Linked DNA regions of Homo sapiens: region 1 is linked to region 2. The links are chromatin loops, found by intact Hi-C in ENCODE. Cell type or tissue: heart right ventricle. All regions are shown on one strand.

Region 1 (8,000 bases), 130 kb after region 2:
GGACAGTATAGTACTTTGGACTAGCACTAGCATGGTTCTGCCATGCCCCAGGCTGGATGGAGCAAGGAGGGACAGCAATTACTAGAATCTGCAGAGGTTAGCTGCAGGCGAGGCTACTTACAAGGCACAGTGGATTAAAGATAGTTTGAAGTTCTTTGATATTCCTTTGAGATTGAGGTCTGTGTTCTCCTGCCTTGAATCAGAGGGGCCTCGTGACTACTTTGATCAACAGAATGTGACAGACATGATGTTCTAGTTTGTAGGCCCAGGCCTTCAGAGATTGGCAGCTTCCATTTCCTTTCTTGGAAGCTTCCATTTTCTTTCTTCTTAGAAGACCACTTGCTCTTGGATACAACCACCTTGCTGAGAGGAAACCTTTTGAGCCTCAAGGAGAAGCCTACCTGGAGGAGAACTGAAGGCCTCTGCTGACAGCCTTGACAGAGCTCCCAGTTGATGCTGGTTGCAGTCATCATCAACTGGCTAGCCATGTGCATAAGCCATCTCAGATGTGGATTCTCCAGCTCCAATCAAGCTGCCACATGGAGCAGAGATGAGTCACTCCACCAAACCCTGCCCAAAGAGTAGGTTCATCCGTAAAATAAGTGATCATTGTTGTTTTAAACTGTTAAGTACTGGAGGTAGTTTGTTGCCTACCAATGGATGCTGGAATACAGGAGTTGTGGCCTCAGTAAAGGGACACAGATAACCTATACTGTGGCGAGAAGGAAGCCAGGAGGACAAACAGCCTGGCCCCTCTCTCCTCCTGCCTACTTATTTACTACTAGTGACCTCCATTGGATGAACCCAACCAAAGCCAGCGGACAAGGAAGCTGTTGATGTTGTCCTTATAGGCCAGCCCCCTGGGACATGCCAGGTTGGAGAAATGTGAAGGGGCGATCTGGAGGGATGAATGGAAGACATGGAATAAGCACCAGGCACTTTGAAGCTGGTCTCATGGAGTTGAACCCAGTTGATAAAGTTCAACTGCCCAACTGCCCAATAGAGCAAGAACAAAAAATTTCTAAGACAAAGGCCAGAGCCTATTTTACAAGGACTCCGGGTACGTGATCAATAAGGCAGAAAGGAGAAAAATTTACCAAAGCCATTACTTAAAGAAGTAAGCTCTCAGATGGGATAATGCCCTGTGAATGCCAGCCGTGGGCCATGAACTCCCCAATTTCCTGAGCAGTCAGTCTGTTGGGGGGTCTGGGGGCCTGATACACAGTGGAAGATCACCCTCTGCCTTTATGGCCCATAAAACAAATACTTATACTTCTAAGGAAATTGGAGTAATCTAGCTAAGGAAAAGGGACTCTTTCCTGGGGCTAGAAGCTCCAGATAGACAAACCTAGGTGACCTGGGCAGAATCAAGACTGCTGTTGCCTTGCTTGTCAGAGGCTGGTGGCAATGAATCCACTAGCACCTGAAGGGATCCATGGAACAGGGGAACAGTGGCAGAGAGGGAGAAGCCCCTTCAATCTGCTTCTAGGAGAGCAGGCAGGCTGCTCGCTGGGCTCTGGGGCCAGTCACAAAGCCAGAGTAGTGTCCCCAATGTCCAGTAGGAATTTTGTCAAATCTAGTGAGAGAGCTTTCGAAAACTGCCCTGTTAAAGGGAGGTGATAGAGAGTACCATGATTACAGCTGGGATTCAGGGGTCCAGCTGCGTGGATTCAAATTCTGGCTCTGCCTCTTGCCAGCTGTATAATTTTGTTTAATTCCTCTATGACTTAGTTTTCTTATCAGTAAAATGGTGATAATAATAGTGCATATTAGGTGCAGCTTTTAAGGATACATGAGCTTATACTACATACCTAGAGAAACAGCAGGATGAAGTGTCTAAGAGCACAGGCTCTGGAGCCAGATGGCCAGGGTTTGAATCCTGGCTCCACCACTTACTGTGTGCATGATGTAGGGCAAGTTATTTAGTTTCTCTGTCTCATTGTCCTCTTTCATGGGAATAATAGCATACTTCCTTCATTTTGGTCATCACAAAGATTAGTGAGTCAATCTATGTAAAGGGTTTAGAATGGCACCGATATTTAGCAAGCACTCTGTTAGCTGTGATTAGCACAAGGCCTTGTACATCTTGGTGTGATTGTGTGGCATATAATAATCAGGCAATAACATTTTCCTTCTGCTGGAAGCGGAGACAAGAGGGGGAAACTCATATGCTTGTGACAGAGCTCTGCCCAGTTCATATTCAACACATCTCAGAACTGCCCTGTCTCTTGGTTGATGACACTGTGGGTAGTGAAGTTTGGTCCATTCCCACAGGTGTGATCACATTGGTGTCCGTTTTGCGCTCTGCCCCAATCACACCTTAGCTTCTAGGCTGCCTACCAAAGACATTGTCTCCCCAGTGGCGCTCTCAGACCCAGCCTGGCAGCACACTGCCATTGTTGGGTGACTGATGGCCCACGGGAAATGGGGCTTCCCTTCTGCCCTGGGGCCTGGCTGTGAAAGCAAGCACAAGAAAAATGGTATCAATAAAGAAGGCTGCTCCTGGTAGACAGTGCCTCTTTTTTTCCAACTAAATGATACACCTAAGGCATAAACCACAGAGTCTGAAATCTGAGCCAACCTGGTTGTCTTTTCAGCTTCTGGAACCCACTTGGGACATTGCTACTCCCCCGTGCCTCAAGGGTACCCTTCCTTAAGACCTTGTCCTACAAAGGCCTCATCGTGATTTGCCTGTTGGAGCTTGGCTTGCTCTGATAGACAAAGTGCAGGAGTGGGGTGTGGCTGAGCCGCAGCAGCTGCAGGGAGATCTTTCAGAGAACTGTGGGCAGGACAGAGAACTCCGATCCTGGCCCTGGCACTGGCAGGCTGGGTGAAGTCTCTAGTGCTTAACCCCCTTAGTCCTCTTTTTGCAAAATGAAGGCAACATCAACAGACTTCGGGGAGTCTCCTGAGACTAAATCCTTAAAGAGGGAGTTAGGGAAAAGCAGGTGGTAGTGTTCACTGTGTTGACAGAGCAATCATGCTCATCAGAACCTGTGGTTTTAGGGCCTGGGGGCCATGGAAAGAGCAAGGGGTGGCTTCATCCTCAGGTGGATAGTTCTCCTTCCTGGGGCCTCTCTTCCTTCCTCTCTCCCTTGCTATCCCCTAACCTGTCCCAGTGCTTCTTTAGAGACCAGGAAGATTCTCAGGAATGGTTGCCCCTTGGGCCAGTGTTAGAGCAGGAATCTAGAAGGAAGGTCATGTGTTAGGCCTGCAAAATTTACCCTTCTCCCCAGATGCTTCCATTCCTCTTTACCTCACTGCCCTCCCTTAGATTTTTATTTGGCCTAACTTAGGTCATTTTTTTTAACCAAAAAAAAAATGGGGGGCTATTGGCATAGTTCTACCTCAGCAACTATCCAGGGAGCCTGGCCTGGTCCAGGCATGCAGTGGGTTTTCCTTCAGAAATGAGTCCTTTGAGAGCCCAGAGAAGGGCAGCCCTGAGCCTGTTCACTCAGCCTGACCTGGAAAAACTGCAACCCACTGAGACACTCTGTTTCTCAGTTCTGTCCTTTCTAGAAGGTACCATTCCTCCTGAAAGGTCAAAGTGACTGTTCAGTCTCAATCTATCATGTGATGAAAGGTGTGGTACCAACTACAGCAAATAAACTTACAATTTCCAACATCCAACCAAAGAGGCTGACTACAAAATAAAGCTATTCCTACGAAACTGCAATTTTTGCAGGTCAAATTTTCAGCCAGCCACCAGAGGGTGCCCGTAGAGCTCTCTAAAAATGACCAAAACCTGAAGAATTAGAGGAGAAAGAAAATTTCCAGTGCATGGAAGACCAGGACAAAATACAGCTTACCCCCACGTGACTTGAACAGATACACAGGCCAGACAAGGAGCTGTGAGGCTGTCGACAACAAGAACCAGGGTGGGAGTAACCCCAGATTTTACCTAGATATGAGCTAAACAAGTTGCTTCTTGATTTCACATTGGCAATTGCGATAGTACTTTGAGGACTGGCCCAGAAAGCATTTTCATCCCCTGGCAAAACTCTTCCCCATCAGCTTCCCAACCATGTGTACAAAGGAAATGCAAATACATGTGAATAGTAGCCTGAGTCAAAGTCTTCTTGGAAGGTAAGGCTGCTTGCGACTGCTGCTGCTTTGAAAAAGAAAAATCCTACAATGCAAGTGAAAGGACAGATTTTCTGAGCCACTGCTTCTGCACCAGGGTGAGGGTTCAGAAGGACGAAATACAGGTACCATGGTTCTCTGAAGAGATGGTCTTGTGTGGAGCACACCTGGCATGAAAGGATGGGGACAGCTTCTACCCTCTCCCCAGCAGGGCCCGACAAGCAGGCTGTGTGGCATTCCTGTATTTCCAGGGCTGGCACAGTGGCTGACACACAGTAGCTGCCTGTAAATGTTTGTTGAATGAGTGAATAAATGACTAGGAAGGGAGCTGGAGTGGGTGTGACACTGTCTGGGCTGGCTGGAGCTTTCACCAGGTTGAGGGATGACAGGGAAAGGGGTAGGTGGGTGTGGGAGGGTAATTTCCCAGTGAGGAGAGATTCTGTGTTTCATCTGGGTTGCCTGTCTGAGGCCTTTTCTGTGGGCAACGAAGGCCCTAAGACAGAGTGTGTGGACTCTGCCCTAATGATAGTCAAACCGCCCAATGGTCCCATTCATTCACGTATTTGTCTACTAATTGACAGCTATTGAGTACCTAATGGGAACCGTGGCCTTCATCCCTCATCCCTACGCAGGCGACCCCAGACTGTCTTAGCCACCTTCGTGAGCTGGGGATGGGAATGCCGGAGGAAGTGAGCACATGGCTAATACTGGGCAGGGGCTTTGGCTGTCTGGAAATGCAGCCAGCAGGGAGCTGGACTGAGGCACCGGTTGCTGGCAATTGGGCCATTTGTCTCTCTGGACAAGTGCAAGCAATAAGTGTGTATGTGCTCTGTGTGTGTGAGACTATGCAGGTGTGAGTGTGGGTTGCAATAATGTTTCACCTTTGCCTGAGGGTCTACCATTTCACAACCCTTTGGCAGCACCCAGCCTCCCTTGCTGTGCCTACAAGGGAGAGAAGAGGTGATTAATATTTAAATTTGGAAATAGCTGTAGTTTGGAGACAGACATTATCATTCTAATTCACCATTGGAGAAATTATTATGTCCATGCTTTGCAGAGTATAATGTAGCCTCTATACTTGCTCCCTTCCTAATTTTTCTCCCTTGGGGCTGCTTTAATGACATCTTTGGGGGGATTACAGCCTTCAGATGAACCAAGGGGCATGTCTGACTTGGAAGAAAGAGAATGGGTTTAGGAATCTTCTTGTTTCTCTCCTCCCCTGCCCATGGCTAAGTCTGTCCTTCTGATACTATAATGAGCATCTTTTCCCCATCAGACTGAGAAGTGTAGTTTCTTGAGCTATAACCCTTTTAGTTTGCAAATCTCACACTGGTGAGGTGCTGATGATCGCTGGGCCCACTCTGAGTAGTGGCCCAGCAGGATTCCCCACACTCTGTGAGCTGTTTGATGGCATAGATTATGTATCCACCTAGTCCTTTTAAATTTCTGATCTCCAACAGGTCTTGGCACAGTCCTGTGTACTGGGCAAGGTTAGACACAAGTGAGAGACTACTAGGAAAGAGCTTCAATAAACCAGCTATAGCTAAAGCAAAGGAAAATGTTCTGGAAAAGCTAAGCAGGCTCCCGAAGAAGCTTCCACTGGATTTTCCCATCAGATTGCTTTTGTCATAAGATCTTCTCTGGGGAAAAAATCCATTTTTTTTTTTAAAGGGAAGGAAAGAAAACCCATACCTAGAGGCAAAAGATGGCCCAATGACATCTTTGCCTGAGCTCTCTGTCAAGGAGAATCTTAGTGGAAGCCATAAGATTATGGAGTTTAGACATCAACAGAGAGAGTGTGGGTCAGGGAGGAGCTTACCTTAGACACACTCAGCATGGACCAAGGGGAGTTGTGTGGATCTGTGAGTGCCATTTTATCAAATACATAGAGATAACCTCTTTGCTGTTTATAAGAGCGAACTAATGGGAAGAAGCCAGCTTTAAAATTACCATTTTGTCAAGAAAGAATAGAGCAAGCACTATAAACATTTACCGTTTTTTTTTTTTTTGGTCTGTTTAGTAGATAAAATTCTATAAGACTCAACTACTTGTTATTAAACAAACTTATCTTGAGTATCTCCTATGTCTCAGGCACCAAGACCTGTACTCGTTGGAGACTATGATGGACAACACAACATGAATTTCTTGCCCTCAGGTGGTTTACAATCTAGAGAGGGAGGCAGACAAATGACCAGATGACATCCGAGAGACCAAGCTTTGCCTGCCCTCCTGTGGCCTTGGCTGGGGGATCCTCCTGTGGCCCATGGAAGGGGCATTTCTCTGAACTGAAGGACTCCACCTCTCCTATGCTATAACTGGCCAGGGATGGGCCTGCAGTGGCTGATCAGAGGTTCAGCCCTTGGTAATTCAAGCCAATCCAGTTTCTTGCCTTAAAATTTGTAATTGACATGCTGACAGATGAAGTTAGTTACAGGTGGTGAGTGAGCTTCAAGTTTATGGAGACTTGGGACTGAAGCCACTTGATGAGCCACGTATTCCCAGAGAGTGTGTAAAAGCAAAAGAAGCAACCAGAAGAGAGGATGAGAGAGGGGAAGGGGGCAGACTTGGAGAGTCAGCTCCCCTTGATGGCAACAACTCCCCTTGCTCCTTATCTTTGTGTCCTGTGAGATTACCATTCTTTAAAATAAATCCCTCTCTTCCTGCGACAAGTAGACTGAATTTGTTTTTCTTACAAGCAAAAGTTCTGTTTTTAATTCAAAATGTTAGAGAACAATGTGCAGTCAGCCTTTCTATCTACAGGTTCTGCATCCACAGATTTAGCCAGCCTAGGATTGAAACTGTAGTTAGGCCTGTAATGGTTGTGTCTGTAGTGAACATGTGCAGACTTTTTTCTTGTCATTATTCCCTAAACAATACAGAATAACAACTATTTACATTGCATTTACATTGTACCAGGTATTGTATGCAATCTGGAGATGATTTAAAGTGTACAGGAGGATGTGCATAGATTATATGCAAATACTATGGCATTTTATATCAGGGACTTGAGCATCCATAGATTTTGGTATTTGTGGGGGTCCTGGAAGTAAGCTCCCACAGATACTGAGGGTTGACTGTATTAGTTTCCCAGGACTGCTGTAATAAGTTACCATAAATGTGGTGGCTTAAGACGATAGAAATATGTTCTCTCACAGTTCTGGAGACAAGAATCCAAACTTAAGGTGTCAGGAGGGTTGATTCTCTCTGAGGTTGTGAAGAGAAACTGTTCTATGCCTGTCTCCTAGCTTTCTGGTGGCTCTCAGCAATCCTAATGTTCCTTGCCTTATAGACACATTCTTCAATCTCTCGTTCCCTCTTCACATAGCCTTTCTTCACATGTCTCTGTATTTTCCTTTTCTGTTTCTTTTTTTCTTTTTTTTTTTTTTGAGATGGAGTCTCACTCTGTCGCCCAGGCTGGAGTGCAGTGGCCTGATCTCAGCTCACTGCAAGCTCCGCCTCCCGGGTGCAAGCTCCGCCTCCCAGGTTCGCGCCATTCTCCTGCCTCAGCCTCCCGAGTAGCTGGGACTACAGGCTACAGGCGCCCGCCACCGCGCCCGGCTAATTTTTTGTATTTTTAGTAGAGACAGGGTTTCACTGTGTTAGCCAGGATGGTCTCCATCTCCTGACCTCGTGATCCACCCGCCTCGGCCCCACAAAGTGCCAGGATTACAGGCGTGAGCCGCTGTGCCCAGCCCTTTTCTGTTTCTTATGAGGAACGCTTATCATTGCAGTTAGGGCCCATCCTAATCCAGGATGAGCTCATCTAGAAATCCTTACCTTAATTACATCTATAAAGACCCTTGTTCCAAATAAGGTCACATTCTGAGGTTCTGGGAAGACATATCTTTTAGGGAGATACCATTCAACCCACAATAAACAAGGCACCAATGTGTTCATTGCTGGGTTACTCAGTTGGT
Region 2 (8,000 bases):
CATCCTGTTACATCAATGTATTCATTCCTTTTTATTGCCAAATAACATACCACTGTATGGATATACCACATGTTATTTATCCATTCATCAACTGATTGTTTCAATTTGGGTTGTTTCAATTTTTTGGTTATTGTGAATAATGTTGCTATAAATATCCATGTAAAAATTTTCCTGTAGATATGTGTTTTCGCTTCTGTTGGGTGTATGGCTGGTAGTGTAATTGCTGCATAATGGAGACCGTTGAACTCTGTCCAGGGCGACTTGTAAAGTTCTATGGGTTGGAGATACTTCTTCATGCTGCAATACTCCTTATTTCCACTTTACTCTTGGAAGCTTGGATTAAAAATATGTTTGTATATGCACTGATTTTTATTGATAAACTTTTTGTTCTACTCTATCAGTGTTCATATGTTTGTTATTGCCTTTTTTGGTTAAAGTCCGTCCTGTTTTTGTATGTCGTTACCAAGCAGTCTTCCTTCTTCCTTACTGCCATTCTGTTTAGTGCAGATACATTTCTCTCTTTGGGACTATGGTTTGTTTTTATCTTATGAGTTACAGAAATAACAAGAGGGAGTCTCAGAAAAAAAAAAAAGAAATAACAAGAGGGAAAACCCAATTCCTATTATACTACAGACTGGGGGCTGGAAGTGAGGTTAGCAAGGGGTGGGGGAGGCATGTGGGAAGGAGTTGAATTCTTGGAATGTAGAAGACGCCACAGGGCTTGGTGCCATAAGCCCCATGTGTCCTGGGCCACTCTCCAGGCCTACGCCCAGTGTTGCCTGGGTCTCAGTGCTGTACGTGCTGCCCGGCACTTGCATGAAACACCTGCACACAACAATTGCCAAGGGCCAAGGAGCTGTTTGAGACGCCATATCCTGTTGGGCATTGTTTCAAATGAAATCAATGACTCTTCCCTGCATTAAAACAATGTTTTTCAGGAATCAAAAAGAAAGAGAGAAGGAGACCAACAAGGAGCCTTGCTTTAGAGAAGGAGCCCATGTGCAGCCACCACCCTGCCCACAGCATGTGCCCCGTGCAGCCAGGCCCTCCCCGCTGCCTGCTTCCTCCTGTGGGCCGGAGGGACAGCAGTGAGATCCCGGGTAGAATGCCAGGAGGAATCTGGGCAGCTGCATGCTTCTTGAGCATCTTCTCCCTCCTTGCTCCTGTGTCAATTTTTCCTTCTTTTCTTTATTCACTCAACAAACTGAATCTGAGTTGAGTGCCATTATGTGCCCAGCACTGTGCTTGGCACTGGGACACAGACATGTTCTTTGCCCTCATGAAATTTATAGCCCTCTATCCCCTCTTCTTTTCCTGCCTCCTTTTCTGCCTTGCTCTCCATTTATTTGTTCCTCCTCTTTTCCTTATACTTTTAAATTTTCATGTATTAAAGAGCCACATGTTTTTTCTTTTTGAAAGATGTTTCCATGTCAATATTTCATTTTCTGGACTTACACAGAAAGGACTTAGAGTTGGGAGGCTTTGCCATGGCCTATGGGCCCACTCCATGTTCCCAGTGGCCTCAGCTCTTCCTTGGAGAGGATAAGGCAAGACCTCAAGTCTATATCAAGAAATGTGGGAGCCATGCATTCTCCACATCTGTGCTCTTGCTACTGGCTGCAAGGAAATTGGTGCTGCTCAGAGAAGTGGACAAGCTCCAGGGAGGGATGAAGAATAAGTGTGTGTGTGTGTGTGTGTGCGCATATGTGTGTAGGGGGTATTTGAGGGAGATGGCATAGAGAAACACTGACTAGAGATGTTACAAGTCCCCCAAACTCAGTTGGACCACTTGACTCACCCCTGGATGCAGCCCAAAAATTTGCTCTTGGAAGTGCTTCCTGACTGGCTTGGAATACTTGTCCTTAACTCCATCAGGATGCCATGGGTCTTAAGATCTTTTCTATATTGGAATGTTTGGGGCAATTAGACTTAAGTCCAAGGCCCTGCCTCTGCCTGAATGATCCAAGCATGGGTTCTCTTCATCGGTGTGAACAGTAGGCTTTGCCTCTGCTTGAGTCATTGCTTTTCCTTGCAGAGAAGGCACAGCTGCATTCCTGCCTTCTCTGAGATCCTGCCTGCTGGATGGCCAAGGGGCTTGGGCCAGAGTGAAGAGGGGAATTTAAAGTAGTGCACTTCAAACTATTCATAATGAAAGACTTACGTATGTTGTTTTGTTTTTTATTTCCAATCTCTTGTGGACTGATAATCTTTTAAAGAAAAAACTTTAAAAATTTTTAAATGGACAAATAATAATTGTACATATTCACAGTGGTACATAGTGATGCTCCAGTATTATAAAGTGTAGTGATCAGGGTAATCAGCACATCCATCATCCCAAACATTTGTCATTTCTTTGTGTTGGGAATATTCAATATCCTCCTTCTAGCTACTTAAAACTATGTGACATATTATTGTTAACTACAGTCATCCTATGGTGGTATAGAACACTAGAACTTATTCCTCCTATCTGGCTGTAATTTTGTGTCCTTTAACAAATCTCTTCCTATCCCTCCCTTCCCCCTACCCTTCCCAGCTTCTTGTATCTTCTGTGCTACTTTTACCTTTACCAACGTTTTTTTTTTTGAAGTTTCCACATATGAGTGAGAACGTGGTATTTAACTTTCTGTCTCTAGCTTATTTCACTTAACACAATGTCCTCCAGTTTCATGCATGTTGCTGCAAATGACTTGATTTCATTCTTTTTTATGGCTGAATAGTACTCCATTGTGTGTATGTACCACATTTTCTTTATCCACTCGTCTGTTGTTGGATGCCTGGGTTGATTCTGTATCTTGGCTATTGTGAACAGTGCTGCAATAAACGTGGGGGTGCAGGAGTTTCTTCAATATAATTATTTCTTTTCCTTTGGATAAATACATAAAATACAACAGAAATAAAATACTAGAAAAATGAAAAGGAAAACAACATTCAAAACACAAGCTCTAATTTTTTATTGTTAGATTTGATAAATATTAAATTGCTTTGAAAAATTGTCATAGTAGTTCCCAACACTGTTTCTGTGCTTTTCTTGTTGCTAACCAGTGATGGATTGTGGGTAGATAGCAGTCTGTGGACTGGTCTCCACCGCCTTCCCTTGTCCGCACCCCTGCCCCACGGGGTAGCCATCTCCTGCCTTTGGCTGGAGGGCAGGAACATTGGTGGGCTGAGGGCAGGCTGTGGAGATTCTTCCCCATGGTGTGGGGTAGTGAGCGGAAATCCCCACATGAGTCTGATGTGTGTTCTCTAAGATTTAGCGTGTCTTAGTTACCAATTTCGGTACTAAGGAGCCCAATCTTCTCAAGTTGGTTTTGGGTACAGGACTCATCAACCACAGAAAAGCCACAGTGGTAGACATAGGAATGGCAGAAGCCAGGGCAGTTTCAAGGACCTCAGCAGGCCAAGTTCATGGACCCTTACTTAGGGCCCTCCTGTTAACGTGGCTTAGCTTCCAGCTTTCTCAGTCTCTTGACATAAATCATCAAGACAGAGATTCTGTGGATTCAGTGAGGAAAAAGTTCACCTTAGTTCAATTAGCGGCGGGCCAAGAGATGGCGTCTCAGAGCCTGCTCTGCTCTGTAGGGGCTGTGGAAACCAACTCTCTGAGAAAGGAGTTAATGGCAGATTGGGACCCAGGGCAGATCTGGGTGCAAGCTGCTGCCTGTGGAAAGTTCGAAACAATGTCCCAGTTCTCAAGCAGGAGAAAGGTTTTAATCATTCAACTGTAGGGAGAAATTCCTGGCTCTGCCCTGTGCAATCAGCTCATCCTCCTGGGTCTCTAAGTGTGCTGAAATGTTGCTTCCTTGCTCCTGGTGTAACCACTCACTTAGCAAGCAGGAGCCTCCGTGGAAGGCGCTGACCTGTGATTTATGTGCCATAAAAGGGCCGGGATGTTTGATGCCTGTACTTCTCTGCCTGAGAAGAAACATTAAATGAGAGCGAATGGACCCTAGGCTCCTAACGTGGCTGCTGCTTTCCGAATGCGCGCACAGGCGCTCCATTTCATTCTGGCTCCCTGGCCGGGCCGAGCTGATTTTCACCCTGCAGATCTTAACGAAGCTCAAACACTGCCACAACCACAAGAAGCAGAAAGGAAAGGCCCAGCAGCCACTGTTTTCCTCTTCTCATACTGTCACCACGGGAGGCCTCTTGCCATGAAGGTGTTTAAAACTTCCAAAGTTAAAAACACAATGTGAAGCAAGAATCCAAGCTGATGACACCATTTCAAACGGTTTAGCAATCCATAGTTCCAGATGGAAGTTCAGATAGGAGGGCTCCTTGACTTTGTACTGAGCAGTTTCTTATAGAGGCAGAGTCCACTTGAATCCAGAATGTCTGTATTTTGCTTTAACTGGTCAGCTGGTGGAGAGGGCCCTGGATTGGGTGGCTCTGGGTCTCTATCAGAAGCAGACTGTAGGTGGCACTGCAACGCAACTTTGGTGCACCGCAGCGCGTGATAGCGCGCAGAAAACCGGGGGAGATTTAGTGCTCCGAGAAATTCAAGCCCTTTAGGGAAAGGAGCACAAAAATCACCACTTAGAAGTTGCTGTAGAAGCCTTGGGGCCACTGACCATCCTCTCCAGGGACCGAACGGCTAAATGGCAAGGATGATGTGGTGGGGAATGTGTACCTGGCGATGGTTTGCAAAATCTTGACGTTAAAAATCACCACTGTTTCATGTGTGTGGGAAATAAGAAGGCAGGGAGACAGAATGAAAAGCCTGAGAAAACACAATAAGGGTGAGAGAGAAATGGATTTTTAAATGACTATTATTATTGTTTTATTTTGAAGGAGAGTTTGAAGTACATGAATTCCCTCTGCATGTATACTCCCACCTGACCATTGAATTAAGGTGGGTACAGTTAATAGTTATAATAGAGAATCATGGTAAATAACACTGATTGAGGGTACTTTATTCATGAGTGATAAGATGAATCAAGAAAGAAAAATTAAGGGAAGCGTCATGAAATGTCTTTTCTCGTGGGCCACATGCTCTAATATTTGGGCTAATTCTAGTCTTATGCTATAAGAAATCACTTAGTCTACAGTTTTGTGGACTTAGTTCAGAAGTGGATGCTTTTGGAGACGAATGTAAGGTCCTCCTCTGAACCTCATTTTCCCATTTGCAAGGATTCGTTCTGTCTATTTCTATTTCTAATGGTTTTCAAAGTGTGATTCTGGGAACAGTAGCATTGGTATCACCTGGGAACTTGTTAGAAATGCAAATTTCTGAGCCCCACTCCAGACCTTCTAAATCAGAAACTCTGAGGATGGGGTGTAGCAATGTGTTTTAGCCAGTCCTCCAGGTATTTCGGATGCATGCTGATGTTTGTGCACACCTGCTGTAAGGAGTCCCTCAGATATGTATGGGGGAAAAGTGAGGATAGATTACTCAGGAAACATTGAACCCTTACGATGTTTATTAATAGCTGAGTGATATATGCTGGGGTTACAATGAAGAAAACATGGTTCTTCTCTCAAGCTGTTTATAATTTAGTGGGAAAACAGGCATACTTACAATGCTAAATGGAATAACTACTCCTTGAAAATACTAATTCTGCCTAGAAAGAAGGGAGGAGAAAGGCTTATAGGGTGGTGGGGAACATTTGAGCAGAGTCTTGAAGGATGAGAAGATTTAATGAGGCAGAGAAGGGCTTGTAGCTTTTATTATTTATTTTTACTTATTTATTTTTTTGAGATCAAGGCTCATTCTGTTACCCAGGCTGGAGTGCAGTGGCATGGTCAGGGCTCATTGCAACCTCAACCTCCCAGGCTCAAGTGATCCTTCCACCTTAGCTTTCTGAGTAGCTAGGACTACAGGCCTGTGCCACTATGCCCGGCTAATTTTTGTATTTTTTGTGGAGACAGGGTTTCAGCATGTTGCCCAGGCTTGTCTTGAACTCATGGGCTCAAGTGATCTGCCCGCATCGGCCTCCTAAAGTGTTAAGATTACAGGTGTGAGACACCACGCCGGGCCTGCTTGTAGCTTTTAAATGTTGTTTAATATTGCCAGAGAGTTTTGTCCACCTCAAACCATCAAGGAGCCAAACATATTGAGAGAGATTGAGTTTTCTTTCCCCTACATTTGGTTAAAGACATGGGCTTTGAGAATCACTTATTGAGAGGGAAAATCTGGCTAGCCTTGGACTTTTGCTCAGTGCCAATAGTCAATGAAGTAATGTCTACAAATTTCTGAGGAAAAGAGTGACTCAAAAATATTATATCCAGCCAAGGAGTTGGTCAAATATAAAGATAACAGGTAAACATTCTTATGTATTGACCCAAGAATTACAGGGTGTACAAACACTTCTTGGAAAAAAAGTTAGTGACAAGATGAAGCCACACAAGAGGTAAAAATAAAGGACAAAGTGAAGGACTCAGGAATGAAACAGTCACAGTAAAAGACTGGTAGTGGGCATTCAATTCATGTAAATGTAAGAACTAAGTCTAAACAAAAGTAGAAAATGGTAACAGAATAGAGAATTAATGTTATAATCCTTATCAGGGAATATGGGTGGGAGTGTGAGAGTACCAATTTCCTCATCTTTCTTAGCAGAAAGTTTTTTTGTTTTTTGAATGACTAGCCACTTTATTTTTTTTAATATTTTTTTTCTTAACGTAGAAGGCTCTTTTAAGAAATAATAACTTTACTGGCAAGGAAACGTTTATTTGAAGTTTATTCTCCTTCACTTTCTTCAGTTTCTTTATCCTTTTTTAAGTAAAACAAAGTTTTCTAACTTTCCAAAAATTAAAGCTAGCTAATATAGAATAATCTCATTTTAATTAGCTTATTTCTTTTCTTCCCTTCCATTGATCCATCCATCTTTCTATCCATTCTTGGCTAATTTCTTTTACTCTCATGGTTTTAATTTAATTTAATTTTATTATTATTATACTTTAAGTTTTAGGGTACATGTGCACAATGTGCAGGTTTGTTACATATGTATACATGTGCCATGCTGGTGTGCTGCACCCATTAACTCGTCATTTAGCATTTGGTATATCTCCAAATGCTATCCCTCCCCCCTCCCCCCACCCCACAACAGTCTCCGGAGTGTGATGTTCCCCTTCCTGTGTCCACGTGTTCTCATTGTTCAATTCCCACCTGTAAGTGAGAACATGCGGTGTTTGGTTTTTTGTCCTTGTGATAGCTTACTCTCATGGTTTTAACTATTATCTCTTTGATCACGATGTTCAAATATTTATTTATTTATTTTTTTTTAGAGATGGAATCTCACTCTGTCACTGAGGCTGGAGTGCAATGGCACAATCATAGCTCACTGCAGCCTCAAACTCCTGGGCTCAAGTGATCCTCCTGCCTCAGCCTCCTGAGTTGTTGGGATTACAGGCTCACACCATCACACCCAGCTAGTTTATTTTTATTTTTGTAGTGATGGGCTCTCCCTGTGTTGTACAGGCTGGTCTCAAACTCCTGGCCTCAAGTGATCCTCCCACCCCAGCCTCCTGAGTTGTTGGGATGGCAGGTAGGAGCCACTGCACCTGGCTCAAGTATTTATCCCTGATGATTCTTCTGAGTTGCAGAATTATGTATACAATAGCCCACTGGATGGACAGCTCCACTTGGATGTCCAATGGACACTTCAACATGTTCAGAACAAGACTCATTTTCTTCAGCTTCCAAATCCAAATTTGCTGCTCCTCTTATATTTTCTATCCTGGTTCATGATATTACCATCAACTTGGTCATCCAAGCCAGAAACTTGGAATCATCTTAGATTCCTTATCTCTTCATCCTTCTCATCCAATCAACCATTAACACCGCATCCAAGCCAGAAACTTGGAATCACTCTTGATTTCTCATCTCTCTTTCAAGCTTCCCATCCAACCGGTCAACATCGCTTCCTAAATATTTACTTTTCCCTCTTCTCCTTATCCTAGCTATCCTTGATCTAGGACAGAGCCTCACCAGGGTCTTTGATAATAACTTCAAACTTGTCTGTAGGCCTTCTTGGCTTTTCTTTATATTCACTTCCATTGTTTAT

Evidence for each region. A loop is a pair of places that touch in the nucleus more often than their neighbours do. Peaks named below come from ENCODE experiments on the same cell type or tissue, not always from the same donor. Only the 100,000 strongest peaks of a DNase experiment are listed, where the experiment ranks them.
Region 1: it touches region 2 in a loop (2.1-fold over the local background); 45 of 110 quality-filtered maps call a loop at or near these places.

Annotation. Positions count from the first base shown.
Region 1 is chr14:34,094,590-34,102,589 of GRCh38, reverse strand. All of the region lies in intron 4 of LOC102724945 (a long non-coding RNA gene), which reads left to right. LOC105370444 (a long non-coding RNA gene) reads left to right here and starts at 3,558. Exons shown (of 2, transcript XR_943735.2): 1 at 3,558-4,208; 2 at 6,175-6,749. In heart right ventricle, CTCF peaks have their summits at 3,505 and 3,710 (motif pointing right); a DNase peak (open chromatin) is centred at 3,723.
Region 2 is chr14:34,224,608-34,232,607 of GRCh38, reverse strand. No RefSeq gene overlaps it. Among named protein-coding and RNA genes, the nearest start is that of EGLN3-AS1, 190 kb to the right of the region's middle. In heart right ventricle, a CTCF peak has its summit at 4,422 (motif pointing right); DNase peaks (open chromatin) are centred at 740 and 4,427; H3K4me3 peaks cover 363 bases; H3K27ac peaks cover 1,238 bases.